Regions from separate parts of the Mus musculus genome. Here region 1 is linked to region 2. Evidence: chromatin loops called from intact Hi-C (ENCODE). Cell type or tissue: gastrocnemius. All regions are shown on one strand. Each heading gives the region's core, and the rest is flanking DNA. Links, peaks and the distances in the headings are about the cores only.

What was found. Hi-C counts contacts between places; a loop is a spot of excess contacts. Peaks named below come from ENCODE experiments on the same cell type or tissue, not always from the same donor. Only the 100,000 strongest peaks of a DNase experiment are listed, where the experiment ranks them.
Region 1: a loop joins it to region 2, with 4 times the contacts of the local background. A loop is called at or near these places in 6 of 42 quality-filtered maps.

What each region holds. Positions count from the first base shown.
Region 1 is chr6:60,246,368-60,263,387 of GRCm38, reverse strand. It overlaps n-R5s162. Among named protein-coding and RNA genes, the nearest start is that of Gm35335, 85 kb to the left of the region's middle. In gastrocnemius, for the core only: no CTCF peak of the experiment used is centred there; a DNase peak (open chromatin) is centred at 7,736.
Region 2 is chr6:60,195,134-60,209,849 of GRCm38, reverse strand. No RefSeq gene overlaps it. Among named protein-coding and RNA genes, the nearest start is that of Gm5570, 120 kb to the right of the region's middle. In gastrocnemius, for the core only: a CTCF peak has its summit at 8,086 (motif pointing right); a DNase peak (open chromatin) is centred at 8,089.

The DNA of each region.
Region 1 (17,020 bases), core at 3,758-11,757, 54 kb before region 2:
CATCTGCAAAAAGTGATATTTTGACTTCCTCCTTTCCAATTTGTATCCCCTTGATCTCCTTTTGTTGTAGAATTGCTCTGGCTAATACTTCAAGTACTATGTTGAAAAGGTAGGGAGAAAGTGGGCAGCCTTGTCTAGTCCCTGATTTTAGTGGGATTGCTTCCAGCTTCTCTCCATTTACTTTGATGTTGGCTACTGGTTTGCTGTAGATTGCTTTTATCATGTTTAGGTATGGGCCTTGAATTCCTGATCTTTCCAGAACTTTTATCATGAATGGGTGTTGGATCTTGTCAAATGCTTTTTCTGCATCCAACGAGATGATCATGTGGTTTTTGTCTTTGAGTTTGTTTATATAGTGGATTACATTGATGGATTTTCGTATATTAAACCATCCCTGCATTCCTGGAATAAAACCTACTTGGTCAGGATGGATGATTGCTTTAATGTGTTCTTGGATTCGGTTAGCGAGAATTTTATTGAGGATTTTTGCATCGATATTCATAAGAGAAATTGGTCTGAAGTTCTCTATCTTTGTTGGATCTTTCTGTGGTTTAGGTATCAGAGTAATAGTGGCTTCATAAAATGAGTTGGGTAGAGTACTTTCTACTTCTATCTTGTGAAAAAGTTTGTGCAGAACTGGAATTAGATCTTCTTTGAAGGTCTGATAGAACTCTGCACTAAACCCGTCTGGTCCTGGGCTTTTTTTGGCTGGGAGACTATTTATAACTGCTTCTATTTCTTTAGGGGATATGGGACTGTTTAGAAGGTCAACTTGATCCTGATTCAACTTTGGTACCTGGTATCTGTCCAGAAATTTGTCCATTTCGTCCAGGTTTTCCAGTTTTGTTGAGTATAGCCTTTTGTAGAAGGATCTGATGGTGTTTTGGATTTCTTCAGGATCTGTTGTTATGTCTCCCTTTTCAGTTCTGATTTTGTTAATTAGGATTTTGTCTCTGTGCCCTCTAGTGAGTCTAGCTAAGGGTTTATCTATCTTGTTGATTTTCTCAAAGAACCAACTCCTCGTTTGGTTAATTCTTTGAATAGTTCTTCTTGTTTCCACTTGGTTGATTTCACCCCTGAGTTTGATTATTTCCTGCCGTCTACTCCTCTTGGGTGAATTTGCTTCCTTTTTTTCTAGAGCTTTTAGATGTGTTGTCAAGCTGCTAGTATGTGCTCTCTCCCGTTTCTTCATGGAGGCACTCAGAGCTATGAGTTTCCCTCTTAGAAATGCTTTCATTGTGTCCCAAAGGTTTGGGTACGTTGTGGCTTCATTTTCATTAAACTCTAAAAAGTCTTTAATTTCTTTCTTTATTCCTTCCTTGACCAAGGTATCATTGAGAAGAGTGTTGTTCAGTTTCCACGTGAGTGTTGGCTTTCTGTTATTTTTTTTGTTATTGAAGATCAGCCTTAGTGCATGGTGATCTGATAGGATACATGGGACAATTTCAATATTTTTGAATCTGTTGAGGCCTGTTTTGTGACCTATTATGTGGTCAATTTTGGAGAAGGTACCATGAGGTGCTGAGAAGAAGGTATATCCTTTTGTTTTAGGATAAAATGTTCTGTAGATATCTGTCAGATCTATTTGTTTCATCACTTCTGTTAGTTTCAGCGTGTCCCTGTTTAGTTTCTGTTTCCATGATCTGTCCATTGGTGAAAGTGGTGTGTTGAAGTCTCCCACTATTATTGTGTGAGGTGCAATGTGTGCTTTGAGCTTTATTAAAGTTTCTTTAATGAATGTGGCTGCCCTTGTATTTGGAGCATAGATATTCAGAATTGAGAGTTCCTCTTGGAGGATTTTACCTTTGATGAGAACAAAGTGCCCCTCCTTGTCTTTTTTGATGACTTTGGGTTGGAAGTCAATCTTATCAGATATTAGGATGGCTACTCCAGCTTGTTTCTTCAGTCCATTTGCTTGGAAAATTGTTTTCCAGCCTTTTATTCTGAGGTAGTGTCTATCTTTTTCTCTGAGATGTGTCTCCTGTAAACAGCAAAATGTTGGGTCTTGTTTGTGTAGCCAGTTTGTTAGTCTATGTCTTTTTATTGGGGAGTTGAGACCATTGATGTTAAGAGATATTAAGGAAAAGTAATTGTTGCTTCCTGTTATTTTTGTTGTTAAAGTTGGCATTCTGTTCTTGTGGCTGTCTTCTCTTAGGTTTGTTGAGGGATTACCTTCTTGTTTTTTCTAGGGCATTGTTCCCGTTCTTGTATTGGTTTTTTTCTGTTATTACCCTTTGAAGGGCTGGATTCGTGGAGAGATAATGTGAGAATTTGGTTTTGTCGTGGAATACTTTGGTTTCTCCATCTATGGTAATTGAGAGTTTGGCTGGGTATAGTAGCCTGGGCTGGAATTTGTGTTCTTTTAGTGTCTGTATAACATCTGTCCAGGCTCTTCTGGCTTTCATAGTCTCTGGTGAAAAATCTGGTGTAATTCTGATAGGCTTGCCTTTGTATGTTACTTGACCTTTTTCCCTTACCGCTTTTAGTATTCTATCTTTATTTAGTGCATTTGTTGTTCTGATTATTATGTGTCGGGAGGAATTTCTTTTCTGGTCCAGTCTATTTGGAGTTCTGTAGGCTTCTTGTATGTTCATAGGTATCTCTTTCTTTATATTTGGGAAGTTTTCTTCAATAATTTTTTTGAAGATGTTTGCTGGTCCTTTGAGTTGAAAATCTTCATTCTCATCCACTCCTATTATCCGTAGGTTTGGTCTTCTCATTGTGTCCTGGATTTCCTGGATATTTTGAGTTAGGATCTTTTTGCATTTTCCATTTTCTTTGATTGTTGTGCCGATGTTCTCTATGGAATCTTCTGCACCTGAGATTCTCTCTTCCATCTCTTGTATTCTGTTGCTGATGCTCAAATCTATGGTTCTAGATTTCTTTCCTAGGGTTTCTATCTCCAGTGTTGCCTCACTTTGAGTTTTCTTTATTGTTTCTACTTCCCTTTTTAGGTCTAGTATGGTTTTGTTCATTTCCATCACCTGTTTGTATGTTTTTTCCTCTTTTTCTGTAAGGACTTCTACCTGTTTGATTGTGTTTTCCTGTTTTTCTTTAAGGACTTGTAACTCTTTGGCAGTGTTCTCCTGTATTTCTTTAAGTGATTTATTAAAGTCCTTCTTGATGTCCTCTACCATCATCATGAGATATGCTTTTAAATCTAGGTCTAGGTTTTCGGGTGTGTTGGGGTGCCCTGGACTGGGCGAAGTGGGAGTACTGGGTTCTGATGATGGTGAGTGGTCTTGGTTCCTGTTAGTAGGATTCCTACGTTTACCTTTCGCCATCTGGTAATCTCTGGAGTTAGTAGTTATAGTTGACTCTGTTTAGAGATTGTTCTTCTGGTGATTCTGTTACAGTCTCTCAGCAGACCTGGGAGACAGATTCTCTCCTCTGAGTTTCAGTGCTCAGAGCACTCTCTGCTGGCAAGCTCTCTTACAGGGAAGGTGCGCAGATATCTTGTTTTTGGACCTCCTCCTGGTCGAAGAAAAAGGCCCAAAACAGGGCCTCTCTCAGAAGCTGTGTTGCTTTGGCAGTTCCCAGAAGCTGTCAGCTTCTGTGGTGCAGACTCTCACCTGTGCAGACTAAAATCCTAAGTTCCAGGGAGTCCTGGAACCAAGATGGTGACCGCTGCTCCTGAGGCCAAGGCCGTCTCCCGAGCCAGGCGGACACCTGTCCTCTGGTCCGGATGGTGGCCGGTTATCTGCGGCCCGCCCAGGCTGCTGCCTCAGTGGCTCTGTGCTTCCGCCCGTCCCAGAAGCTGTCCGGTTCTCTGGCGCACCCTCTCACCTGTTCAGACTAATTTCCTAAGTTCTGCTGAGTCCCGGAACCAAGATGGCGACCGCTGCTGCTGAGGCTGAGGTCGCCTCCCAAGCCAGGCGGACACCTGTCCTCTGGTCCGGATGGTGGCCGGTTGTCTGCGGCCCGCCCAGGCTGCTGCCTCAGCGGCTCTGTGCTTCTGCCCGTCCCAGAAGCTGTCCGGTTCTCTGGCGCACCCTCTAACCTGTTCAGACTAATTTCCTAGGTCCCGCGGAGTCCCGGAACCCAGATGGCGACCGCTGCTGCTGAGGCTGAGGTCGCCTCCCCTTGACATTTATCTTAAGTGTATTTATATAATGGATTCCATTGATGGATTTCCGTACTGAACCATCTTTGCATCCCTGGGATGAAAGCTACTTGTGATGAATGATGCTATTTATGTGTTATTTTTTTCAGTTTGCCTGAATTTTCTAGAAAATTTTTGAGTATTTTATTGAGTATATACATGAGCAAAAATTTTCTGACTTCTCTCTTATTCTTTTTCTGTGTATGGTTTATATAAGAGAAACCGTGGCTTTATGGCATGACTTGGGTTGTGTTTGTTCAGTGCTTTCAGTAGAATCATTTGAAGAGTATTGCTATTAGCTCTAATTTGAATATCTGATAGAATTCTGCACTAAACCAGCTTGGCTTTTTTTGATTGAAGGTTATAATAAATGCTCCTATTTCTTTAGGGGTTATGAGACTGTTTAGTTCATTTACCTGATGTTGATTTACAATTATTAAGTGATGTCTACCTAGAAAATCATCCATTTCATCTAGATTTTTCCTGGCCATGGCATTACCCTGTACTGATGACTATAATCTTCTCATCTTCACAAGTGCCTCTCACCTCATTGATGGCCAACTAGGCCACACTCTTCTACATATGCAACTAGAGACCCAAGCTCTAGGGAGCTACTTTTTAGTTAATAAAATTGTTCCTCCTATAGGGTTGCAGACCCCTTTAGCTCCTTTGGTACTTTCTCTAGCTTCTTCATTAGGGGCCCTGTGTCCCATCCAAAAGATGACTGTAAGCATGCACTTCTCTCTTTGTGGGGCACTGGCATAGCCTCACATGAGACAGCTATATCAGAGTCCTGAAAACAAAATCTAGATGGCATATGCAATAGTGTCTGGGATTGGTGGTTGTTTATGGGATGGATCTCTGGGTGGGGAAGTCATTGAATGGTCCTTCCTTCTGTCTCAGTTCTGAACTTTGTCTATGTAACTACTTACATGGGTATTTTGTTCCCCATTCTATGAAGGAACAAAGTATCCACATTTTGGTCTTCCTTCATCTTGAGTTTCATGTGTTTTGCAAATTGTATCTTAGGTATTCTAAGTTTCTGGGCTAATATCCACTTATCAGTGAGTGCATATCATGTGTGCTCTTTTGTGATTGGGTTATGACACTTGGGATGATATCCTCCAGATCCATCCATTTCCATAAAAATTTCATAAATTCAGCCGGGCTTTGAGGCACACACCTTTAATCCCAGCACTTGGGAGGCAGAGGCAGGTGAATTTATGAGTTTGAGGCCAGCCTGGTCTACAGAGTGAGTTCCAGGACAGCCAAGGCTATACAGAAAAACACTGTCTCAAAAAAAAAAGCAGAAAAAAAAAAAGAATTTTATAAATTCATTGTTTTTAATAGCTGAGTAGTATTCCATTGTGTAAATGTAACATATTTTCTGTATCCATTTCTCTGTTGAGAGACATGTGGATTATTTCTAGCTTCTGGCTCTTATAAATAAAGCTGCTATGACATAGTAGAGCATGTATTCTTATTACAAGTTGGAACATCATCTGTGTATATGCCCAGGAGAAGTATTGCTTGATCTTTAGGTATTACAATGTCCAATTTTCTGAGGAACTGTACTATCTGAGGACCCAGCAATACCACTCCTGGGTATACACACAGAAGATGCTTCAACATGGAAGTAGGTCACATGCTCCACTATGTTCATAACAGCCTTATGTATAAGAGCTAGAAGTTCGAAAGAAACCAGATGTCTCTCTAGAGGGGAATGGATACAGAAAATGTGGTACATTTATACATTGGAGTACAACTCAGTTATTAAAAACAATGAATTCATTAAATTATTAGGCAAATGGATGAATCTGGAGGAAATCATCCAGAGTGATACAAAAGAACACACATGATATGCAATCACCAATACGGAGACATTAGCTCAGAAGCTTGGAATACCCAAGATACTATTCACAAACCACATGAAACTCAGGAAGCAGGAAAAACAAAGTGTGGATACTTCGATCCTTCTTAGAAGGGGGAACAAAACACTCATTGAAGTAGTTACAGAGACAAAGTGTAGAACAGATACTGAAAGAATGACCATCCAGAGACTGCCCCACCTGGGGATCTATCCCATATGCAATCACCAAAACTAGACACTACTGTGGATGCCAAAAAGTGCTTGCTGACAGGAGCCTGATATAGCTGTCTCCTAAGAGGGTCTGCCTATGCCTGACAAATATAGAAGTGAATGCTCACAGCCATCCATTGAACTGGAGCACAGCGTACCCAGTGAATGAGCAAGAGAATGGACCCAAGGTGTTGAGGGGATTTGTAGCCCCATAGGAGGAACAACAATATGAACTAACCAGTACCCCAAGAGCTCCCAGAGACTACACCACCAACCAAACAGTACACATGGTGGGATTTATGACTCTAATCGAATATGTAGCAGAGGCTTGCCTATTTGGACATCAATGAGAAAAGAGGCCCTTGGTTCTGTGAAAGCTCTATGTCCCAGTGTTGTGAAATGCGAGGACCAGGAAGAGGGAGTGGGTGGGTTCATGAGCGGGAGAGTGGTAATGGGATAGGGGAAGGGGGTTTTCAGAGGGGAAACAAGGAAATGGGATAGCATTTGAAATTTAAATAAAGTTAATATCCAACAAAGATTTTAAATGGGCAAAATGAAGTAATCACTTTCAAATCATTCCTATTGTAGAATGTACCTTTCCAAAAATCAAAATCCTTCCCAATTTTTACTATATGACAGATATTTATGTCTAAAGTATATATGCACTCCTTTCATGTATTATCTCAAATATTTACACAAGTTAAGAGTGCAAGGAACATACCAGCAGCTCACTGAGACAGAATGAGATACAGCCAAGCATTACATGGAGGTCAACAAATCCTATGCAAGAGTTAGGAGAGGGATTGACAGAACTGAAGGGAATGGTAACCCCATAAGGAGATGAACAGTATCAAATAATCTGGACTACTGGGAGTTCCCAGTGACTGAGTGTGGTGAATTGCAGGCTGGTCTCCAGTCGAATTGAGGTCTGAACCATGATGGTCATAATTCATCTTCATGACACAACAGGCATTCCCTCATGCTCCTGGAACTCTGTCCCCTGCCTAAGTTACCACCTCCCACAACCCCCACAAGATGAACATGGTCAGTAGTCATGTAAGCAATATCCCAAGCTTCTGACCTTCAGGCTAAACTCCTCCCCAGTTACCTAGCAGCAGTGAAGACCATAAAAAGGGTTGTTCAGCCCTTACCTTGTCCTCTTACTCTTATGCTCTTACTACTCACTCCCCACTCTCTCCCTTCTCTTTGTCTTCTCTCACTTTTCTCTCATCTTCCTTTTCTCTTTGTCTTCTATTCTCCTCATTACTCTTTTCTCTCCTCTCTCTCTCTCTCTCTCTCTCTCTCTCTCTCTCTCTCTCTCTCTCTCTCTCTCTCTCTCCCTTCTCTCTTTCCCCCTGCATTTCTATAATAAATCTCTTAAACTGTAAAGAGTGTCTTCTCCATCAAGATCTGCTGCACACTCTGGTCAGTGTTGGGAACCTCTTCCCTTATCCCTCTCTCCTATAACCTTGGGGCGACAGGGTGTTGCCTCAGATTCCCTGCTTGGGGGCTGTCCCTTGTCCACCCCATGCTGAGTAGTGTCAGAGGCCTAGATGCCCACCCAGGGCTGAGTGGAAAGTGTCCAGCAGCTCTCCCTATGTATGCCTCCCCAGAGCACAGGAACTCTGGCCAGATGTGGGCTATTTCTCCCCCCACCCCCATCTTCCCCAGGACTTCCCCAGGGCTCCCCCTTTTTTGTTCCCAATAACTGAGTAACCAAAAAATAGTATACTCTGGCTAGTCTGAGGCCTTTCACTGTTATGTAGCAGAGGGCTGCCTAGTCTGTCCTCATGTCCTCAGTGGGAGATCCCATAGAGATTTGATGCTTCCAGGATGGGAGGAAAAACTCTGAAAGAGAAGAGATACAAATAAATATTTTTAAGTAAAAAATAAAAAATAAAATAAAAAAAGTGAAGCTAAAATGATCTACATACTTTTTCAGAGTTTCAATAGTGCTCAACAGTACAAACACCAGATTTTATTCTGATATTAAAAACAATCTCTTAATTGTAACCCCATACGCATCGAAAGAAATTACATACTTCAATGTATATAAATGTACTCTTTCTATCTTTATCTCTATACATCAATATGTATCTCTCTCTCTCTCTCTCTCTCTCTCACACACACACACACACACACACACACACACACACATACACACACACACACACACACACACACACACACACACATATATATATATATATATATGTAGAGAGAGAGAGAGAGAGAGAGAGAGAGAGAGAGAGAGAGAGAAGTATGAAGGTGTGGGTTAGCACACAATCTACATACTACATTTCTAGACCAAAAGGAAGGATTGCAAACATACTGAAGAAGTGCTAAACCAAGGGAAGATCAGAACCAAGGAGAGAAAACACAGTATGTTGTAGTTTGAAGTCCAATGTCAGAAGGTTCAGATGACTCTGTACCTGCTTGCTATTTCTCTCTCTCTCTCTCTCTCTCTCTCTCTCTCTCTCTCTCTCTCTCTCTCTCTCTCTCTCTCTCTCTCTCTCTTTCTCTATCTCCCTCCTTCCCTCCCTCTTTTTCTCTTTCCCTCTGTGTGTGTGTATTTTTAATCTGTATCTTTTAGGGTTCTCTAAGGAAACAACAATGATAGATAAATATGTGTTGTTAGAGAGGATTATAAGATGTAGGAACATGCTAATAATTCTGAAAATATAGTAACTTTACACTACAGAAGGCTAGATGTTTCAGCAATCCTAATCTAGTACTGGAGTCCTGGAAGATTATTGAAGAGCTTCTCTTTTCAGTCTCTGTTGGAATGTGAATGCATGAGCTTATTAGTCAAAGTAAGAGCAAAAATGTCAAACTTCCTTTATACAATCCTTTCATCAGAACTGTGCACAAAAACTCAGAACGCATATCTTAGATTTAGGGTGGTTCTTTCAGCATCAGGTAATCTGAAAATATTCTCTCACACAAATGTCCATCTCCTTGTGTTTTAGTTGATTCCAGATGCAGTCATGCTAACACCACAGACTGGCCATCAGAGTACATCTGGTATATATCTGCAGTTTCTTTGTGTTGTTTCTTCTGAAGCATAAAGGAAAGTCAGGGAACATCTGTGATTTGAAGATACATGCAGTTTATTGAAGTGGATGAGTTATCAAGGTCTCCTCCTTTCAAAGCCTCCAAACTCTTGTCCCACTTCAGTACTTAATGTGATAATTTTATATTGAGCAATTACTTCATTCCAGCCAAATGGACTCTTTTCTTCCTTTTCCCTTGCTTTACATAATTGAGGCTTGAACTCAGTGGAAGAACTCTACAATCAAGCACCATCCCAACATCAGCTCTTCTTCCTTCTCTCTTTTTTTAAGAAAAGTGTTTTATTAAGTTGTATAGGCTGCACTTGTACTCTCTTTGAAGCCCAAGAAAGCTATGAACTATGATTCTGTTCCCTTAATCTCCCAATATCCTCTAACTATAGGCATTTGCCATCAAGTCCAGCATTAAATTACTTTTTAGTCTATGATTTGCTGACCAAACAAATACAATATGTATATTATCTAGAACTTTTAAGAACAACAACTATATTTTTCTACCTATCTCTTCTCTATCTCTATAACATTTCAAAACATAAAGTTAACAAACAGCATCAGGATATGAGACTCATTTCCTGTTCCTATTTTTTATTGGTCTGTTCTCTCTCTCTCTCTCTCTCTCTCTCTCTCTCTCTCTCTCTCTCTGTGTGTGTGTGTGTGATTGTGTGATTGTGTACACAAATTAATTGTGAGATAATAGTAGCAAACATTTCCCAAAATTCTCCCCCAAACATTTTTATCTTTACCCGAAGAATCCCATCTCCCATGACTATTCACAATGAAAAAAAAAAATACTTTCATACTTTTAGTGGAGTCTTATGACTAGCACAGGTTTGTTTCTTTTTTTTATCCAAATGTCCTCAACCCATCTTATCAGTTATATGCAAGGGCTCTACAGATAGATGTGTGCAATTTTGGTGACATTATAACTCTAAAGAGAAAGAAAAATATTCTGATTTTGAAATATTTCTAATATGAATTTGTTTGTATATCAAGTGTCTATTGGAACTAATTTTTTGAGTTTTTGTATTATACATACATCCAGTAGGAGGTAAATATTTGTGGATATCTTCAGATGTAACATATTTTACTTGAAAAATGTAGTTCATGCTATAGTGGTAGTAAACACTTTCGTCACACAGTCATAAAATAATCATAGAATCATTATATAAATATATATTTGCCATCTGTATTGTGCTGAAACTTTAAGGTATATAACTTATTAGCTACAAAACCCAAAATAAAATTCTGGTTATTTTATGTGTGAATCATGCCTGAAAATTAAAGAGGACAGAGCAATAGAAGATGAGTAAAAGTGTCCAAAGGAGATGGAACAATGACATGAAAGATCATGGACGCATAAAGCTGCACAAAATCTCTTTCTGGGGCAAATGCAACACACAACAAGTTTGCAAACCTAAGACAGAGATCCCATAGCAAAAAAAATTGGACCAATGTCCAACTTGATGCAGCAATGAAAATGTTATTGGGGTTACTAAAAGAACTATGAATGTGAGGTTACTTAAAAGGAATAGGGGATAACTCTAAAGCACCTATATTGCCAGAAAACATACCTGCCACCCTCAAGCTCTCCACAGAGTTTCCAGGCAGATTTACAGAATGATCATCTATCCCTCTTCAGTTGGCTGCTCAGAGCTACACTCCTGTGACTATTTACTTCCTTTTACACTGTTGAAAGGAGAACTTAAGAGCACTTCAGCATTTCCTTTGTGGTTTTTCACCTCTTCTGCATGTGCCATTTTCCCAGTTTTGATTTGTTCCTTGAGGTTGAGTATTCTAATCCCTCCTATATCAAGTTAGAGGGAATGTTGAAAATTGGATGGAGATCTACCTAGAGGTGTCAGGTAGAGTCCTGTAAAATATAAAACTTGAGAAAATTGAGAAAGCAGTTCAGACACACAAATGTCTAGACCTTAGAGATCTGTAGAAAAAAATCTTGTTGACAAAGGAAACAAAAAAATCAGGAAGTCATATGATACAGACAAGACATTGTCTGACCTTAAAATAAAAATAAGTAAATCTTTAAAATAAGTAAATTGGGAACAAAGACTCCTTGACTTATATGGATTATAACAGAATTTGTGATACACCTATCTCTGCCCTAGAGTAGCGGGAATTTCAGAAGTATGCTATTTGATGTCCAGGATTCAAATTAAATCTTGGTATTTTTCAAGGATTCTGAGTAAATCTACAGTTCCATTTCTGTAGGTACTCTTTTATACAAAAATCCAAATTAAATAAAGTAGTACTCCATGAATGAGTACATCAAATGAAACTTCACAGCCAGGTCCTAAAAGTCAACAAATTTGTTTATCCCACACTCTACATTAATACTGGAAATACAACAGGTTTTCATGAGTTCAACAACATAAACCAAATGTATGTAACAGATATGTACATTACATTTTAGGCAGACACAAAAACATATACTTTATTCTCAAACACCCCTTAAAATTTTCTATTAAATAACATCATATTAATTCATAAAGTAGTACTCAACAAACTTATATAATTAGAAATCACATCATGCTTTATGTTTGACCATGATAAATTAAAGATAAATTTCAACATTAATAGAAATAACAGAGTATATACAAACTCATTAAATTAAAACAAAATATTAATAGAGGAAAACTGGATAAGGGTGAAGTCAAGAGGAAAGAAACCTTATTCTTTGAACTGTATGAAAATAAAAACACAAATATTGAAAACTATTGGACACAATGAAAACAATTCCGGCATTTTAGAGACAATAAAGGGATATATAACCCAAATTTATAGATCTAAGTGATTTAGAATTTTTTTAAAGATTTATTTATTGTTATATCTAAGTACACTGTAGCTGTCTTTAGATGCACCAGAAGAGGGCATCAGATCTCACTATGGATCATTGTGAGCCACCCTGTGGTTGCTGGGATTTGAAATCAGGACCTTCTGAAGAGCAGTTGGTGCTCTTAACCACATTTTTTTGTTTTGTTTTTTGTTTTGTTTTTTTTTTTTTTTTTTTTTTTTTTTTTTTTTTTTTTTTTGCTTCCTTTTTTCAAGACAGGGTTTCTCTATATAGCCTTGGCTGTCTTGGAACTCACTTTGTAGACCAGGCTGGCCTTGAAGTCAGAAATCCACCTGCCTCTGCCTCCCAAGTCCTTGGATAAAAGCCATGTGCCACCACCACCACCAGGCTTTTTTTTTTTTTTTTTCTTTTTCTTTTTCTACAGCACCCGGTTTTCCCAGGCAGTCTCCAATCCAAGTACTAACCAGACCCAACCCTGCTTAGCTTCCGAGATCTGACGAGATCGGGCATGTTCAGGGTGGTATGGCCATAGACTAGATTTAAAAAAATATATATCTAAAGTCCCATATTAATAACATAATAATCAACTTGACATCCTTGGTATAAAATTAAAGAACAGCACACCAAAGCAGTAGAGAGAAAGAATCAATTAAAATTACAAATGAAATAAGTGAACTAAAATCTTTCAACTGTCCTGCCAGAAAAGATGCCTTCTGTCTACACTGCCTGTTTCTGGTTCAAAGACAATTTTCATCTAATTTCAAAATGATGATTGAGCCTTGAGATGAGAAGGTGTGACGGAGATATTTCATTTAAGGATGAGAAATCCAGAATCTTATTCTTTATGTCTTGACCAGTTATGTGTCTCTATGTTAAGCATTGTCTACTTCAAGAAGAAACTTCACTGATAGGGTTTGAAAAATATATCAGTCAGCAGGTATAACAGACTCTTTGATAGTCTATTTAATATCAGGTCAATTTACCACAATGGTAATCATAGGTTTTGTCTTAGTGCCTATGACCTATGTACTCAAATATTTTTTGGCCCTGATAGCTGTTTTAGGCATAGATATCATCTTGTGGCTATGGACATATAGGATTTAAATACTTTATACATATTCATATTCTTTATATAATGATTTCATATAAATGAGTACACACAGTAATTAAGCTAATGGTATATGATATGAATAATATAGGGAATGTCAATACTATACTATAGAGTTTAATATCTTAATTCTTGAGTACTCTAGTAACTGTGTTATCAATACAAGTACATAAATCAACTGAACAGGAATATATATTTCATGATATGTATTCAATGCTAAAATATCACCACTTTAGAAAATTAATTTTTCACAAGATAAAATACAAATACAAAACAAACAAACATGGCTATGATTATGCAACATGATCACATTCACTCCATGCCATTACATATAATGTATTATATATATATAGGCTCAAGTATATAATATGATCGTCTTATTAGAAGGCATTTCACATATGTCAATGTATTTTCATGATATATTTCTGGAGAGATGAAAGATACAAATGAACTATCAACATTTTGAATGCAATATACAAATCCACAGCAAACTCTATGCTAAACCGTGAGTAACTGAAAGCATGTTCACTAAACTCCAAAACAATGCAAGGATGTCCACTTGTTCCTCTTCTGTTCAAATTAGTGTCTAAAGTATTAAACATAACAATAAAAAGTTAGGAGGTAGATGGATTAGAAAGCAACCTTATACTTAGAAAATATGAGTCGGTATATAAAATATAAACATTCTAGGAGAAGACTCCTATAAATGATAAGCCAATATGGTAATCTAGCAAAATATAAAATTGACATAAATAATCAATTCCCTTTTATATACAAATGACACAGAGTGAAAGATATCAGGAAAACAAACCTCTTCATAATAGCCTCAAAATTGATATTGGACTAAATTGAAGGAAGTGGAATACTTTCACTAACGATGTAAAATACTGGTATAATAAAAACACTTAAGGCACTGAATAAAGAGCCCAAAGAAGATTTAGAAGATGCAAAGGCCACCAATGTTCATGGTTCATCAGGTTTAATATTGTAAAAATGGACAAACAAGCAAAAGAAACAAACAGATTCAACACAATCATCAAAATTTCAGTTCTATTACTCTGTTAAATGTATACAGTATTAAATTGAATCTAGAAACTTATTACTATACACATAGATTCATGCTTCACTTAGCCCTCTTCAGAGAATCTTCCATTTGCAGACAATGGCAGTTAACTCAGATGGCAACAAATGGTCAGTGTGCAGAGAATTAGAGACTCCAAGAATGATGAACCCTAAGTGAACCATAGGAATCACATCCCTACTCCTGAAGATCAGGGATAACTGCTGAGGAGGGTAGAAGGCAGAAAGATTAGACAAGCTAGAGATACCATATATCTTCAAGAACAGTGCTTTCTGTAGCCAACAGAATGGGAATTTGAATACATGAACTAATATCAATTTTGTTGTCATACATAAAACCTGTACAAAAACCCAACATGTAAAGAGAAAGTAATCTGACATCAATAGGAGGAAAGTCCCTTTGTCCTAGGAAGTCTCAATGCCCCAGTGTAGGGAAATGCCAGGCAGGAGAGGTGGGAGTGGGTGGGTGGGTGAGTGAAGGAGAATTCTATTTTAACAGAATAGAAGCTGTTAAAAGAGGAATGGTATAGGGGATTTGTGGGAGAAAAACCAGGAAAGGGAATTACATTTGAACTATAAATAGATAAAATGAATATCTATTAAAATATACAACTGTTTTTTTTTCAAAAAAATAGAAAAGAAAAAGATAGAATGTCATCAGAGAGTACATCCCCTAGCTGAAGAGCTATTTGATTTGTATAGGTACTAGAAGAGGGCGTGCCTATTTAATATTAGTATGTAGCCTCTGGTGTGACAATCACTGACTAACCTGGATGGTCATACACTCAACAGTATATGTACAGCACAAATTAAACTCATTAGACAATTTTATAATGGAGGACACAAATATTGATGTCTAGGGAAAGTTCAGATGGATATGGGAATAGCTAGGAAAGGACCTGAATATATTCAGAATACATTGAATAAAATTCCCAAAGACAATAAAAACAATGTATTTCCAAAGTAACAGTTTACTAAGTTAGCAATGTTCCCAATCATCTTTATTTTCTCTTAGTCATTATTCAAACTTAACAAAGTACTTAATCAAAAGCACTTTGGTTCACCACAAATGATACTTTGTAACAAATAAAACATTAATATTTTCTTCCTTTTTCCTGATAAAATTATAGCCTATATTAGTTTCTAGTCACAAATTGATAGAAAAAACTAAATATCAGCAAAAAGTGTTTTTTTTTCCTCTAGTTTGAGATGGCACAGATATCAACTCCATGCAGCATTGACTTTTGTCTGCTTCTATCTTGTTTGAAATAGTATCGCACATCCATGCATGAGTAGCCCACACAACCAACCCTAGAAGCAAAGAAGGAAAGAGCCACACTCAGTGAGGAAAGGCATGGGGAGGAAGTGCATTTGCAGCATATAGTCTGGTCTCCCTCACTCAGATACTTTTGTTTTATTTCCAAAACCAATTGTAACAAAACCAGGAAATGAGATTACGAAAAATCAATGAAAACTCTAAATCGATCACCTGGACTCTAGTTGCCTCTGAACTGTTACGTTTATTTTACAGATGTAACCTTTTCAAGCATTGGCCAATTCTGGTTGGATAAGTAAGATTATATCTAGAGTATGATGTCACCACACACGGAATAAATTATAAAAGGAAAATCCAGTGCTCATTTATTCAGCAGGGTGGGGAAACAGACATTTAAGTAATGGCACCAAGAATTGTATGCTGATTACCAATTGTCCAAGAAATTGAGTAAAGATAGAACATGCTGAAGCAATAGTGAGGACAAGTTAACCCATCCAATTTAACACAGTCTCTATGCCCACTAATAGCCATCAACATCAATACTGCTAACATAGCAGTGGGAGGTAATACTGGATGCTAACTGGAACTGATTCCAGATTTGTAAATTGTCCTGATAAGTATAGATTTAAATAAATATTTGCCACATAGCATTCTTATTATATTATCATTTCTGTTTGTTATTTCTCATAAATGGCATATAGTAACACGCTTTTCTGTAGATGTTATAATTATTTTATGGCGCGATATATGCGGTCTTCATTTGGGATTTATTGCTCTGAACAGACCATGACTAAGGCAATTCTTACAAAAGACACTTTATTGGGACTGGCATATAGGTTCAGAGTTTCATAAAATTATCATGACAGGAAACATAGCTGTGTCCATTCAGGCAAGGTGCTGGGGAGCTAAGAGTTCTACATATTTATTCAAAGGAAAGCAGGAACAGACTGTTCTTAGGTAGCTAGCAAGATGGCCTTAAAGCCTATCCCTGCTGTGACAAACTTCCTCCAAAAGATTTATAAGTCCTCCAACAAGGCCATACCTCCTAAAAGTGCAACTCCCCTGGCCAAGCATATTCAAACCATCACATACGTGTAATATTTATTTTGTTGGTTGTGTGTCAGATATGAGAGTCCATCAAGTCTATGTTAAGTGGAAAGTTTTGCTCTGCTTATCCTGTTGCCTAATTAATTGACTTTAGTTCAAGTTGGAGAACTGAGCAAGTCAGTCCTTCAGATACTTACTGTTAACTATTGGTTAGGGAGGCTGAAGTGACTCCATTCAATTGTAACTGGTATGATGAAGAGATTTTAAGAATCAAGTGAGATTGTATGAGTGAAGTCATGGCTGGGATTGGGTATAGAAAGGTAGCACTCTCCAGTGAAACAGGCAGACTCTCACAAACAACAAAGGAGGCTGAAGGGAAGTATAGGGCAAGATACTTATTTGAGACTCAGCAAGAAACCTTGTTGATGGTCATAGGGCAAGAGAGAT
Region 2 (14,716 bases), core at 4,553-12,552:
CTTACAGCACAAGCCATTGCTGTTCTATTCAGGAAATTTTCCCCTGTGCCCATAATTTTAAGGCTTTTCCCCACTTTCTCCTCTATAAGTTTCAGTGTCTCTGGTTTTATGTGAAGTTCCTTGATCCGCTTAGATTTGACCTTAGTACAAGTAGATAGAAATGGATCGATTTGCTTTCTTCTACATCATAACAACCAGTTGTGCCAACACCATTTGTTGAAAATGCTGTCTTTCTTCCACTGGATGGTTTTAGCTCCCTTGTCGAAGATCAATCGACCATAGGTGTGTGGGTTCATTTCTGGGTCTTCAATTCTATTCCATTGGTCTACTTGTCTGTCACTATACCAGTACCATGCAGTTTTTATCACAATTGCTCTGTAGTAAAGATTTAGGGCAGGCATGGTGATTCCACCAGAGGTTCTTTTATCCTTGAGAAGAGTTTTTGCTATCCTAGGTTTTTTGTTATTCCACATGAATTTACAGATTGCTCTTTCTAATTCTTTGAAGAATTGAGTTGGAATTTTGATGGGGATTGCATTGAATCTGTAGATTGCTTTTGGTAAGATAGCTATTTTTGCAATGTTTATCCTGCCAATTCATGAGCATGGGAGATCTTTCCATCTTCTGAGATCTTCTTTAATTTCTTTCTTCAGAGACTTGAAGTTTTTATCATACAGATATTTCACTTCCTTAGAGTCACACAAAGATATTTTATATTATTTGTGACTATTGAGAAGGGTGTTGTTTCCCTAATTTCTTTCTCAGCCTGTTTATTCTTTGTGTAGAGAAAGGCCATTGACTTGTTAATTTTATATCCAGCTACTTCACTGAAGCTCTTTATCAGGTTTAGGAGTTCTCTGGTGGAATTTTTAGGGTCACTTATATATAGTATCATATCATCTGCAAAAAGTGATATTTTGACATCATCTTTTCCAATTTGTATCCCCTTGATCTCCTTTTGTTGTCGAATTGCTCTGGCTAGGACTTCAAGTATGTTGAATAGGTAGGGAGAGAGTGGACAGCCTTGTCTAGGCCCTGATTTTAGTGGGATTGCTTCCAGCTTCTCAACATTTACTTTGATGTTGGCTACTGGTTTGCTGTAGATATCTTTTATCATGTTTATGTATGGGCCTTGAATTCTTGTTCTTTCCAAGACTTTTATCATGAATGGGTGTTGGATCTTGTCAAATGCTTTTTCCGCATCTAAGGAGATGATCATGTGGTTTTTGTCTTTGAGTTTGTTTATATACTGGATTACGTTGATGGATTTCTGTATATTAAATCATCTCTGCATCCCTGGTATTAAATCTCTTGGTCAGGATGGATGATTGCTTTAATGTGTTCTTGGATTTGGTTAAGGCAAAGTTTTTTGAGGATTTTTGTATCTAGATTCACAAGGGAAATTGGTCTAAAGTTCTCTATCTTTGTTGGATCTTTCTGTGGTTTAGGTATCAGAGTAATTTTGGCTTCATAGAATGAGTTGGGTAGAGAGCCTTCTACTTCTATTTTGTGGAATAGTTTGTGCAGAACTGGAATTAGATCTTCTTTGAAGGTCTGGTAGACCTCTGCACTAAACCCATCTCGTCCTGGGCTTTTTTTGGCTGGGAGACTATTAATGACTGATTCTATTTCTTTAGGGGATATGGGACTGTTTAGATCGTTAACTTGATCCTGATTTAACTTTGGTACCTGGTATCTGTCTAGAAATTTGTCCATTTCGTCCAGGTTTTCGAGTTTTGTTGAGTATAGCCTTTTTTTTTCCATTTTTTATTAGGTATTTAGCTCATTTACATTTCCAATGAGTATAGCCTTCTGTAGAAGGATCTGATGGTGTTTTTGGACTTCTTCAGGATCTGTTGTTATGTTTCCCTTTCATTTCTTATTTTGTTAATTAGGATGTTGGATGTTGTCCCTGTGCCGTCTAGTGAGTCTAGCTAAGGATTTATCTATCTTGTTGATTTTCTCAAAGAACCAACTCCTCATTTGGTTAATACTTTGAATAGTTCTTCTTGTTTCCACTTGGTTGATTTCACCCATGAGTTTGATTATTTCCTGCCCTCTACTCCTCTTGGGTGAATTTTCTTCCTATGTTTCTAGAGGTTTTATATGTGTTGTCATGCTGCTAGTATGTGCTCTCTCCATTTTCTTTTTGGAGGCACTCAGAGCTATGAGTTTTTCTCTTAGAAATGCTTTCATTGTGTCCCATAGGTTTGGGTATGTACTGGCTTCATTTTAATTAAACTCTAAAAAGTCTTTGATTTCTTTCTTTATTCCTTCCTTGACCAAGGTATCATTGAGAAGAGTGTTGTACAGTTTCCACGTGAATGTTGGCTTTCCATTATTTATGTTGTTATTGAAGATCAGCCTTAGTCCATGGTGGTCTGATAGGATGCATGGCACAATTTCAATATTTTTGTATCTATTGAGGCCTGTTTTGTGACCAATTATATGGTCAATTTCGGAGAAGGTCCCGTGAGGTGCTGAGAAGAAGGTATATTCTTTTGTTTTAGGATAAAATTTTCTATAGATATATGTTAAGTCCATTTGTTTCATATCTTCTGTTAGTTTCACTGTGTCCCTGTTTAGTTTCTGTTTCCATGATCTGTCCATTGATGAAAGTGGTGTGTTGAAGTCTCCCACTATTTTTGTGTGAGGTGCAATGTGTGCTTTGAGCTTTACTAAAGTGTCTCTAATGAATGTGGCTGCCCTTGCATTTGGAGCATAGATATTCAGAATTGAGAGTTCCTCTTGGAGGATTTTACCTTTGATGAGTATGAAGTGTCCCTCCTTGTCTTTTTGATAACTTTGGGTTGGAAGTCGATTTTATTCGATATTAGAATGACTACTCCAGGTTGTTTCTTCAGACCATTTGCTTGGAAAATTGTTTTCCAGCCTTTCACTCTGAGGTAGTGTCTGTCTTTTTCCCTGAGATGAGTTTTATGTAAGCAGCAGAATGTTGGGTCCTGTTTGTGTAGCCAGTCTCTTAGTCTATGTCTTTTTATTGGGGAATTGAGTCCATTGATATTAAGAGATATTAAGGAAATGTAATTGTTGCTTCCTTTTATTTTTGTGGATAGAGGTGGCATTCTGTTCTTGTGGCTTTCTTCTTTTTGGTTTGTTGAGGGATTACTTTCTTGCTCTTTCTAGGGCATGATTTCTGTCCTTGTATTGTTTTTTTTTTTTTTTTTTTCTCTTATTATCCTTTGAAGGGCTGGAATCGTGGATGGATAATGTGTGAATTTGGTTTTGTTGTGGAATACTTTGGTTTCTCCATCTATGGTAATTGAGAGTTTGGCTGGGTATAGTAGCCTGGGCTGGCATTTGTGTTCTCTTATTGTCTGTATAACATTTGTCCAGGCTTTTCTGGCTTTCATAGTTTCTGGTGAAAAGTCTGGTGTAATTCTGATAGGCCTGCCTTTATATGTTACTTGACCTTTCTCCCTTATTGCTTTTAATATTCTATCTTTATTTAGTGCATTTGTTGTTCTGATTATTATATGTCAGGAGGAATTTCTTTTCTGGTCCAGTCTATTTGGAGTTCTGTAGGCTTCTTGTATGTTCATAGGCATCTCTTTCTTTAGGTTTGGTAAGTTTTCTTCTATAATTAGGTTGAAGATATATGCTGGCCTTTAAGTTGAAAATCTTCATTCTCATCAAATCCTATTTTCTGTAGGTTTGGTCTTCTCATTGTGTCCTGTATTTCCTGGATGTTTTGAGTTAGGATCCTTTTGTGTTTTGTATATTCTTTGATTGTTGTGCCGATGTTCTCTATGGAATCTTCTGCACCTGAGATTCTCTCTTCCATCTCTTGTATTCTGTTTTTGATGCTCACATCTATGGTTCCAGATTTCTTTCCTAGGTTTTCTATCCCCAGCGTTGCCTCACTTTGGGTTTTCTTTATTGTGTCTACTTCCCTTTTTAGGTCTAGTATGGTTTTGTTCATTTCCATCACCTGTTTAGATGTGTTTTCCTGTTTTTCTTTGAGGACTTCTACCTGTTTGGTTGTGTTTTCCTGTTTTTCTTTAAGGACTTGTAACTCTTTAGCAGTGTTCTCCTGTATTTCTTTAAGTGAGTTATTAAAGTCCTTCTTGATTTCCTCTACCATCATCATGAGATATACTTTTATATCCGGGTCTAGCTTTTTGGTTGTGTTGGGGTGCCCAGGACTAGGTGGGGTGGGAGTGCTGCGTTCTGATGATGGTGAGTGGTCTTGATTTCTGTTAGTAGGATTCTTAAGTTTGCCTTTCTCCATCTGGTAATCTCTGGAGCTGTGCAGAATATACTCTGCGGGGCCCCAGAACCAAGATGTCTGCTGCCAATGCTCAGGCAAAGCGCTCCCGGGATGGGCGAACCCCTTTCCTCTGGCCAGAAAAGTGGCCAGGTGTCTGGGGCCCAAAAAGGGGGCTGCCTTAGAATCTCTGTGGCTCCTTCCTGTTCCAGAAGCTTTTAGCTTCTGTATTCGTACTCTTACCTGTTCAGAATCTCTCACCTGAGAGACATGTCTGGCTTTAATCCCTTTAATCCCTCCCCTTAACTGGAAGGTGGTAATGAAAGCTTTTGTTTTCATGCTGCCTGTGTTAATCCTATTCCTCCTGGTTTTATCCTGCACTCACCAGAGGTGGGGCTGAATTTTGACTCCTACTAGGCACGGTCAGATGGAAGTATATAAGCCGTGGTGCTTGTCCCGTATTTAAACCTCTCCTGTAGATAAAGGAGCAGTATGGGAACTTCACATTCTGTGATCACAGCGCTGCAGTCTGTCTTAAAGCAGCGTGAGCAGAGCTTCTTCGCAGAGCTGTGGAAGTCTCAGCAGGAGTGGATCTCCGTTCCACCACTCGATTCATACTGATACCCCAAATGGGGATGCAGCCCGTTCCCACTTACTACAAAGGGCCTCTGCCATTCGGAAGTGTCGGCCTAATACTGGGCCGGGCCTCCCTTACTTTACAAGGCCTCATTGTTCACCCTCGAGTTGTAAATCATGACTATGAGGGGGAAATTCAAGTTCTTTGTTCCTGCCCTCAGGGTGTTTTTTCTATCTCACAAGGGGATAAAATAGCTCAGCTAATAATTTTGCCAAGCCTACATGGCTACTCCCCCTCCTCTGATTTCCCTCAAGCTGCAAAAGGGATTGGCTCTACTGGAAATGATTCTGCTTACTTAATAATGCCTCTTGACTCCAGGCCATCCTTAGAGTTAGTTATAAAAGGGAAACAATTTAAAGGGATATTGGATACAGGAGCAGATAAAAGTATCATCTCTTCCCACTGGTGGCCAAAAGCTTGGCCCATTACTCAGTCATCACATACATTACAAGGGTTAGGCTATCAGCCCTGCCCCACTATCAGCTCCTATTCTTTGAGCTGGCAGGCACCTGAAGGTCAAACGGGACGATTCACTCCCTATGTCTTACCACTCACAGTTAATCTTTGGGGGAGAGACATTTTACAGGCAATAGGAATGACCTTGACTAATGAATACTCACCACAAGCTGTTCAAATGATGAAGAAATTGGGCTATAAAGAGGGAAAGGGATTAGGTAAAGGAGAGCAGGATAGACTTGACCGTATAATCCTCAAGGGCAGGGCATTGTAGAACATGCCCATCGTACTCTCAAATCCTACTTAATTAAACAAAAGGAGGGAATCGAGGAGGCTCTACCCCCAGTACCAAGAGTAGCTCTTTCTATCGCACTCCTCACTCTTAATTTTTTAAGTCTTGATGCCCAAGGCCATACTGCGGCTGAACGTCACTGTTCAGAGCCTGACAGGCCAAAAGAGATGGTAAAATAGAAAGATGTTTTGACTGGTCTCTGGAAAGGCCCGGATCCTGTCTTAATAAGATCCAGGGGAGCTGTTTGAGTTTTCCCACAGGGAGAAGACAACCCATTCTGGCTGCCGGAATGACTGACACGAAGAATTCTGACACCTGAAAATGACTCCCGGATGGATCCCTTGGAAACTAACTCTAGCCCTCGTGCTGCCTCTGTGGATTTGGGTTCCTAGTATATTTGGAGAGTATAGATGGGCAATTCTGTCTGCCTTCCCTAAGCCCATGCCTGTCCATCATAATACAGCTGTTTTCCCCAAGTTTTTTTACGACCAATAAAACTTTAGGCCTGCCATACCTACCATATGATCCTATCTGGGCACCACTGGGGGAAAAACGCTCTCTAAGGGAACGAGGTTCTCTCTGTTTCCAAATTAATGAATTGGGAGATTGTATCAGACTTACTGGCCAAGCTTTGGGGAGGTTTAATTTGCACCGAGGAGGTTGGGTGAGCACAACCATAGATATTTGAATGCAGTTATAACCTTTACAAATCGGACCTTCTGGCAGGAGGCAATTTGGGTTAATGGTACATTTCTACCACCTAACTTTTCAGACAAAGAGCGTCCCCACCAACCAAAAATGGGCCATCACTGTAGCTTGGAAGATGAAGGGCTGATCCTGCCTTGGTCTGGTTGTCAATCCTCCGTCACTCGTTGGGCAGATCAGAGTAAAACCTTTTCCTTTTCTCCCAGCATGATGGCTGACCCAGAGAAAGAATTAGTTATGAAAAAGTGACTTTTCATACAAGGCTTTAGAATGCATCCTTTTCATAAATGGGTACTTTGTGGGATTAATGGTAGCTGTACAGATCTTAATCCCTTGGTTTTCCTCCAAGGAGGAGCTGCTGGAAAAGCGATTTTTAATGGTATTTCAAAATTCGTTCAGTATCATCTAGTTCAGTTACCTGATGGAACCACTTATCAAAATTCTACTACTGAAATGGAGTTAATAAGACCCTGGTAAATCAGACTAGTTATTCACGTACTCCAGTTTGTGTGTACACCCCTTTTTTGTTTATTCTTTCTAACAGTTCCTTTGAATCCTGTACTAATGAAACCTGCTGGATGTCACAATGCTGGAACCTTGATTGGGCTAGCCGTGCTATGCTTGCCAAGATTCCACGATGGATTCCTGTCCCCGTGGAAACCCCTTCCACCGTATCTTTGCTCAGGCAAAAGCGAGACTTTGGTATCACTGCAGCCATTGTGGTGGCAATGGCTGCCAGTGCAGCCGCAGCTACGGCTACTAGATTTGCTATGGCAGCATCAGTCCAGTCAAGCACGACTATCGAACAGTTGTCCTCCTCTGTGGCAAATGTGATCGATCAACATTCAGTGCACAGTGCCCAATTAAAAGGTGGGCTAATGATAGTGAACCAGCACATTGATCTTGTGGAGGAGAGGCTGGAAGTTCTGCTCCAAATGGCCCAGCTTGGCTGTGATAAGAAATCAGGAGCCTTATGTATTACTAGTGTCCAATATGAAAGTTGGACACGTGCAGCTAATCTATCTAAAGAATTGTCTTTGTTTCTTACAGGAAACTAGTCTGAAGGATTTGATGAAACGCTTGAGGCGCTACGTGTAGCAGTGATGGCGATTAATTCCACATGCGTGGACCCATCATTGATTAATGGATTCAAAGGACTTACTTCCTGGATGTCCTCTGCATTGTCATATTTTAAGGAATGGGTGGGAGTGGGCCTGTTTGGCGCAGCCCTGTGTTGTGGATTAGTGTTTATGCTTTGGCTGGTTTGCGAACTCAGAACTCAACAGAGACGTGACAAGGTGGTAATTGCTCAAGCACTTGCTGCCATAGAGCAAGGCAACTCCCCTGAAATCTGGTTATCTATGCTAAGATGACTTTGCAAGCACTTGACTGCTCAGCTCTTGCACTCCTAGAGGCTGGACTCATTGCACAGGAAAGAGTTAGTAGGTTTCTGACTCATGGATTGCTGGGCTAAGCACCGCATATGAGTTGCTCAGAGATTCGAGTGTTCCTAGAAGACAAGTCGTTTTGCATGAGGGTTGAGTGACCAAGTGTCCCTCCCCTATGAAAAATGGCACGGGAGCAGGTCAGGGTTGCTCTGAGAAAAGACCTGTGAGCCTAAGAGATAATCCTGTACATAGCCCCTATTTCTGCACACTAGGAATTCGACCTCTATCTTCATCCATAAGAGTAGCTTGCATTTTTTTATACTTAAAAGGGGGAATTGTAGAAAGCCGCAATATACGTGCCATCACTAGATGGCGCTAAACCTCCATTGTGCCAAACCAATCTCTTTGTTTAGATCAAGCTGTGTTGTGCGCATGTGCAGGGAGCAAAAGCCCACCAAAGTCACTAGCCCATCCCCGGTGCGTATGAGATCTTGGGTAAAGCTGCCAGTCGTATATAGACACGTCACACCAGGGGGTATTTAAGCCATACACGTTTCTGAGTTTTTTTGGTCTACCTCATCATTATGAAATAAAGATTAACTATGGAAGGATCTTTTGTCCCACACATGTTTTTTCCGGGCAAAGAACAATAGCGCAGGACATATATGCAGCTTGTTTGTGTTTATTTTACACAAATATGGCTCTGTGGTGTATTATTAACAAACCACGGCCTCTTGGCATATACCTCTGTCTTAGATTGATACAGTTTCAAAATCTGGTTGTCCCGTCATTGGCTGACTGCTCCTCATAGCACATCTTGTTCCAAAATCAGACCAAAGCCACAACATATACTCAATATTCTTCTTCATATTGACAATTTTCTGCCACCTGCACTTGCTGGAGGTGAGGCTGCATGCTTGCTGAAATCAGGCTGTAAAGAGAGACTGACCTGCATGAAAAAAAAAAGTCGAGATAGTTGAAAAGCAACAGAATAAAAGGTTCTTTGGGGATGTCCAGGTACTTTATTCGGTTACAAATCAGCAAAGATCAAGGTCAGACTCTGACCTCCCTGTGTGCGGGAAGTGACTTTGAGAATTAGCAGAAAGGCCAACATTTTTCTAAGAGTGAAAGCTATGCTCAAAATTAACTCTTCAGCTAAAAAGGATTTTTAGCTATCAATGAGGTTAGAATCATACTAGAAGATTGAGGATCTGTGTCCACTTGACGAACAAGTCTTTCAGGCAGCCATCTCGCTCCATCTTCTTTTTGTGAAAAAACAAAGACAGAACCTCTTCCCCAGATTAAAACCGGGTCTGGACCATTCCACATATTAGTTAATGAGTCCCACCATTTAACCATGGCATAAGAAATGGAAGTAACTGGATGCCAGTGGCAATCAGCTGCAGACTGACCCTTAACATCAGTTTGCAAAAAATTTAAAATGAACAGACCAAAGCAAGATGTGCGTTTGGTGACCTTGCGGGGTATAACTGCCCCTGTTTTGTTTTTAAAAGCCATTTTTTCAGAGTGTGATGAGCACGTTCAACAATTCCTTGTCTCATGAGATTATAAGAAATTGCAGTTTTATGTTTGATACCAAATTCCTTACAAAAAGAAGTAAAATTTTTGTCAGTATAGAATGGACCATTATCTGTCCTAATGAGTTTATAGCATTAAAGGCTTGTAAAGATATGCAGCTAGAGACAAGAGCTCCGGGGTACTGATTGATTAGTTCATAATGTTGCATCTACAGGGTTGCAGGTCTCTTTACATAGCCTAGTCGGCCATCACTGGAAAGAGAGGCCCATTGGACAGGCATACTTTATATGCCCCAGTACAGGGGAACGCCAGGGCCAAAAAATGGGAATGGGTGGGTAGGGCAGTCGGGGCGGGGGGGTTGTGGGGGAATTTTGGGATAGCATTGGAAATGTAATTGAGGAAATTACGTAATAAAAAAATATAAAAAAAACAGGCTTGTAAACAATGATCAATTACATTTCTAGATGTCCCTCCCTTATATAGAGAAGCAAAAAGAAATCGCTTGTAAAGGTATTAATAGTCACATGTGTATAATTGATTTATTAATCATAAATGAGTATCCATTTGCAGCAATTGATTAAGCATAAGTTCTCAAGAATTAACACCATTATGTGGAAACAGGTAGAATCTGAGAACACTAAGAACATTTTTTTTTTTACAATTTGACATGCTAATTCTCTAAAAATACCAAAATATTATCAGACCATTACTGTTTTGATTATATAAGGAATGAGATTATATGGCCAATTATTTTTGTGTAAGGCCTGTAATCTGCCTAAGATATAAATCTAGTGTGGCATTGACTTAAGGTCTTGTCCAGGCAATCTAGGACAAATTATTAAATGTCCAAAAACAGTGTTCTAAAAAGAACAGCATTTTTTCTTATGAATTATATATGCATAAACCATTGTATATTTGAGAATTTATAGTATCTGAGGGATGAACAATTTTCAGCAATTGTAAGCTTTCAGATACAATATTGACTATTAATATACAAATTGAAGTTTGATGATTCAACATTTTAACACCATCTACAGCACACAATTTTATTATCTGTGCTGAAACAGGAGGAAATTCAAAAGAATAAGCATGTGATCCAATTCACTTATACTTTTCTCCCATAGAAGGGCTGTTTTTAAACACAGTAAATGGAATGCATGCATGCATGAATTTATAGAGGTACAAAAGCATGCATAAAAACAATTTTTATCTTATCTGTAGGAGAGTGATTATGAATTGAATTTAAAATGATGGTATGCAATAGGCAAAATACCAATATTCTGCAATAACCTATTTAATTGCTGTTTGGAACAAGGAACAGACACTGTCAGGTTTTTAAGACACAGTATTTTGATATAGTTTTTATAAAATATATGAATTTATCTAGCAATTCTTTATTAGCACCACAGCAGCCTTATAATAGGTTGTTAAAACTTTGAGGTGAAGAAAGATGATTATACATTAATGTTTTTTCTTGCCAAAGGATTGTTGTGGGCACATTTAATAACCATAATTAAAATAAGCAGCTAATATTTAATTACCATTGATTATAATTGATAACAATTGTAAAAGTTTCCTTTATTTTCTGGAAAGCCTTTTGTTTTTTACTAGTTAATTTGTGTGTCTCAAGATAACATCCAACAAAGGTTTAAGTCACGTTAAGACCTTAAGGTGAGGTCTTAGACAATTAACATCTCCTGGACGCTTTTGAAAATAAAATTTTGAAGCAAATCAATTTTTCGTTCTTAGATTTTTCTGTACCACAATTTTCTAGCATAACTAAAACTCTAAATATTAAAAAGATATTGCCTCTGAATCTTATGGAGCAACAATTACTCCCCAGAACTTTAAAGCTCATTGTGTGACAGCAAAGATTTGAAGTAAACTTCCCTTTAGAATCCTTAGGTAATAAAATACTTTCCACTTAGGAAACAATATACACTGAAAGAGTCAAACTCTCAGCTTCTTGTATTGAAGCAGAGACAATAAAAAATTGTCTTACATAATATAAAGCTATATTAGCCATACCTAGAGGCAAAATTTTCCAGTGATTACCAGTTCACTAGAAGCAAACCCTTTACAATTATCAGGATGCAAAGGAAAAAACAAAATTTCAATCTATAATAATTTTATATGAAGTAGGCAAGCCAGATTGTAATGCCTTTATAAGTTCTACAGCCTGATTGACTTTTTATAAATTCTGAATTTGAACTTTATTTAGAACAACATCTGGATATATCTGCAACAATGTTCTTTTAGGTAAGGAAAAATTCCCCTGAAGGCAGGTAAGATCTTTCCTAGGCACTGTTTGCAAAACAAAAGAAAGCCACACAGGACCACTGAGGCTGCTCTTAACTTTGTTCCTCTTACTGTGAGGACAGATTTTAGAATTTTAAAGTTTCCTTTGCAATATTAGACTATAACTATAACTTTGAGAAGCAAAACCCAATTCTAACAATTTAACAATGTATCATCTTTAAAATCAATATTAGAAACATCACTATCTTGTTATGAAGTTTGGCTGCCAATTTATACCTATGAATGCATGACAGTGCAAAATTTAATGCTTCATGCAAGAGACATTGTTTTAAATCTTATCTTTATAAGTCTACTTTCTAGGATAAGAATCACATTAAATATTACCTCAACTAGAAGTAACCTTAGAAGCCTAGTTTTTTTGACCTGCTTTATGCCACATGTTTTAAAGACTCCAACCCTGAGTTACAAGTTTAAAGCTGTCTTGCTACCAATGTTACACCCTTTTAATCATACTCAGTAACTTATAGCTAATACTCTATGATGAAGACATATAGAGCATATTATGCCTTTAAGTCCAGTAAAAAACGAAATTAAGTGGCTACACGAATCTTATGAATTTAGACCAATCAAAGAATTTTACCTTTTCTTGCTATAATTATAAGATCAAAAAGCGCTTTGTCATTTTCTAAACACAATAGTCACGATTGCAGAGAATTTTCTAGGAAAAAAACAGCTATCTTCTTTTTTCCCTTAGATCTAAGAGGTTGCAGACCCCATTTCTTTAAAAAACAGCTTTTCAGCAGTGGCTCTCCTGCTGTGCTTGATTCTTGGATAAAGTTTGGGCCACTCTCAGGCTTTGCTGAATCAGCAGATAAAGTTTTAGCCATTTTTATTTTCCAACAAGAAACACAGAACATTCAGTCACTCAGACAATGAGACAAAAGCATAAATGAATTGACACATGGACAGATAGGTGCACCAAGCATAGACAATACAAAGAGAGTAGAAAACTTCTCTTTAGGGGCCAGAAAGAAGGTTGGACATCTTCAGATTTTCCTGTGTCCCTGGGAGATTTCTGAAATCCATTTTCCTTTATTTAATTTAATTTAATTTAATTTAATTTAATTTTATTTTATTTTATTATTTTAAGCCCCACTCCTCTCGCCTAATGCAGTTCTTGACTGCAGACATCAGCCTGTTTTGAAGTTACTAGTCCCATTTTTCGCTGCCAAACCCTAAGTGGAATCAGCATTGGGTCAGCACTGTTCCAACTTAGCCTGTATCCTATCACACCTCCAGCAATACTTTAAAAAATGAAGTTTAAAACCAGGGCTAGCATAAATACCAGTTGCTCACTGTCCCCGGTATGATCTTCTTATTCTTCCCTTCTTGTCGACCTCCACATAAGACAGTCCCTCAATGTTTCCCGCCATTTTCAGGTCACTGGTTCAGGCACCAATCTGTAGTTATAAGCTGCCCAAAGCCTACATGAACTGGGTACTCCTGGAAGGCAGGCTGGGGCTTAAATAGAGACTTAGACTTGGAGAGAAGAATGAGGCCAAGACAAATTGCTCTTATCAAAGCCCGAGAGTTTACTTAGAGACTGTGCTTCTAAAGGGGCAAAGCCCCCTCCCCCCACCCCCCGCCAATCCATTCTTGGTGCCCGGAGCCAGCCCAAAGATGCCTCACCATGTGGATTGTCTTAAAGGTGTCTCAGCAGGCAGCAGGATCTCGGAGAAGAGCAGGGCAGTTGACACATCAAAAGAAGCCAGCTAAGTCAGAAAGCTGCACCACAGGTGATCCCACCTCAGTGGTGACAAAGTCTGCACCAGCCCGGTTCAGGCTGGGTGAGGCTACACTTGTTGGCATCCACAATAGTGTATGTATTTGGTATATATATATGTGGAATGGATCCCCCTGTGGGGCAGTCTCTCGATGGCATTTCTGTCAGTCTCTGCTCCACATTTTGTCTTTGTATCTCTTCCCATGGGTATTTTGTTCCCCCTTTTCTGGCAGAATCACCATTCTGGACCTCAAACAATATTACAGAGCAGTAGTGATGAAAACTGTGTGGTATTGGTACAGTGACAGCAGGTAGATAGATCAATGGAGTAGAATTGAGGACCCAGAAATAAACTCACACACCTATAGTCACTTGATCTTTGAAAAAGGAGCTAAAAGCATCCACTGGAAAAGAGAAAGCATTTTCAACAAATGGTGCTGGTTCAACTGGCAGTTAGAAAGTAGAAGAATGCAAATTGATTCATTCTTATTTCCTTGTACAATACTCAAGTTGAAGTGAATCAAGGAACTCCACATGAAACCAGATAGATTTAAACTAATAGAAAAAAAAAATTGGGGAAGAACCTTGAACACATGGGCACAAGAGGAAATTTCCTGAACACAACACCAAGCTTATACTCTAAGATCAAGAACTGACAAATGGGACCCACTAAAATTTCAAAGCTTCTATATTGCAAAGGACACTATCAATAGGACAAAAAAGCAACCAAGAGATTGGGGAAAGATCTTTACAAACCCTATACCTAGTAGAGGGCTAATATTCAATATATACAAAGAACTTCACATAAAACCAGATAGATTTAAACTAATAGAAAAGAAATTGGGGAAGAACCTTGAACACATGGGCACAAGAGGAAATTTCCTGAACACAACACCAACCTTATACTCTAAGATCAAGAACTGACAAATGGGACCTCCTAAAATTTCAAAGCTTCTATATTGCAAAGGACACTATCAATAGGACAAAAAAGCAACCAAGAGATTGGGGAAAGATCTTTACAAACCCTACACCTAATAGAGGGCTAACATCCAATATATACAAAGAACTCAAGAAGTTAGACTCCAGAGAACCAAACAACCCTATTAAAAATGAAGGACAGGGCTAAAGGAAGATTTCTCAACTGAGAAATAGAGAATGGCTGAAGAGTACATAAAGAAATGTTCAACATTATTAGTAATCAGCGAAATGCAAATCAAAACAACGCTGAGGTTCCACCTCACACCAGTCAGAAAGGCTAAGATAAACAAACTTAAGTGACAGAAGATGCTGGCAAGGTTATGTAGAAAGAGGACCACTCCTACATTGCTGGTGGGACTGCAAGCTGTTCCAACAAGTCTGGAAATCAGTTTGGAAGTTTCTCAGAAAATTGGACATAGTACTACTGGAGAACCAAGCTATACCATTCCTG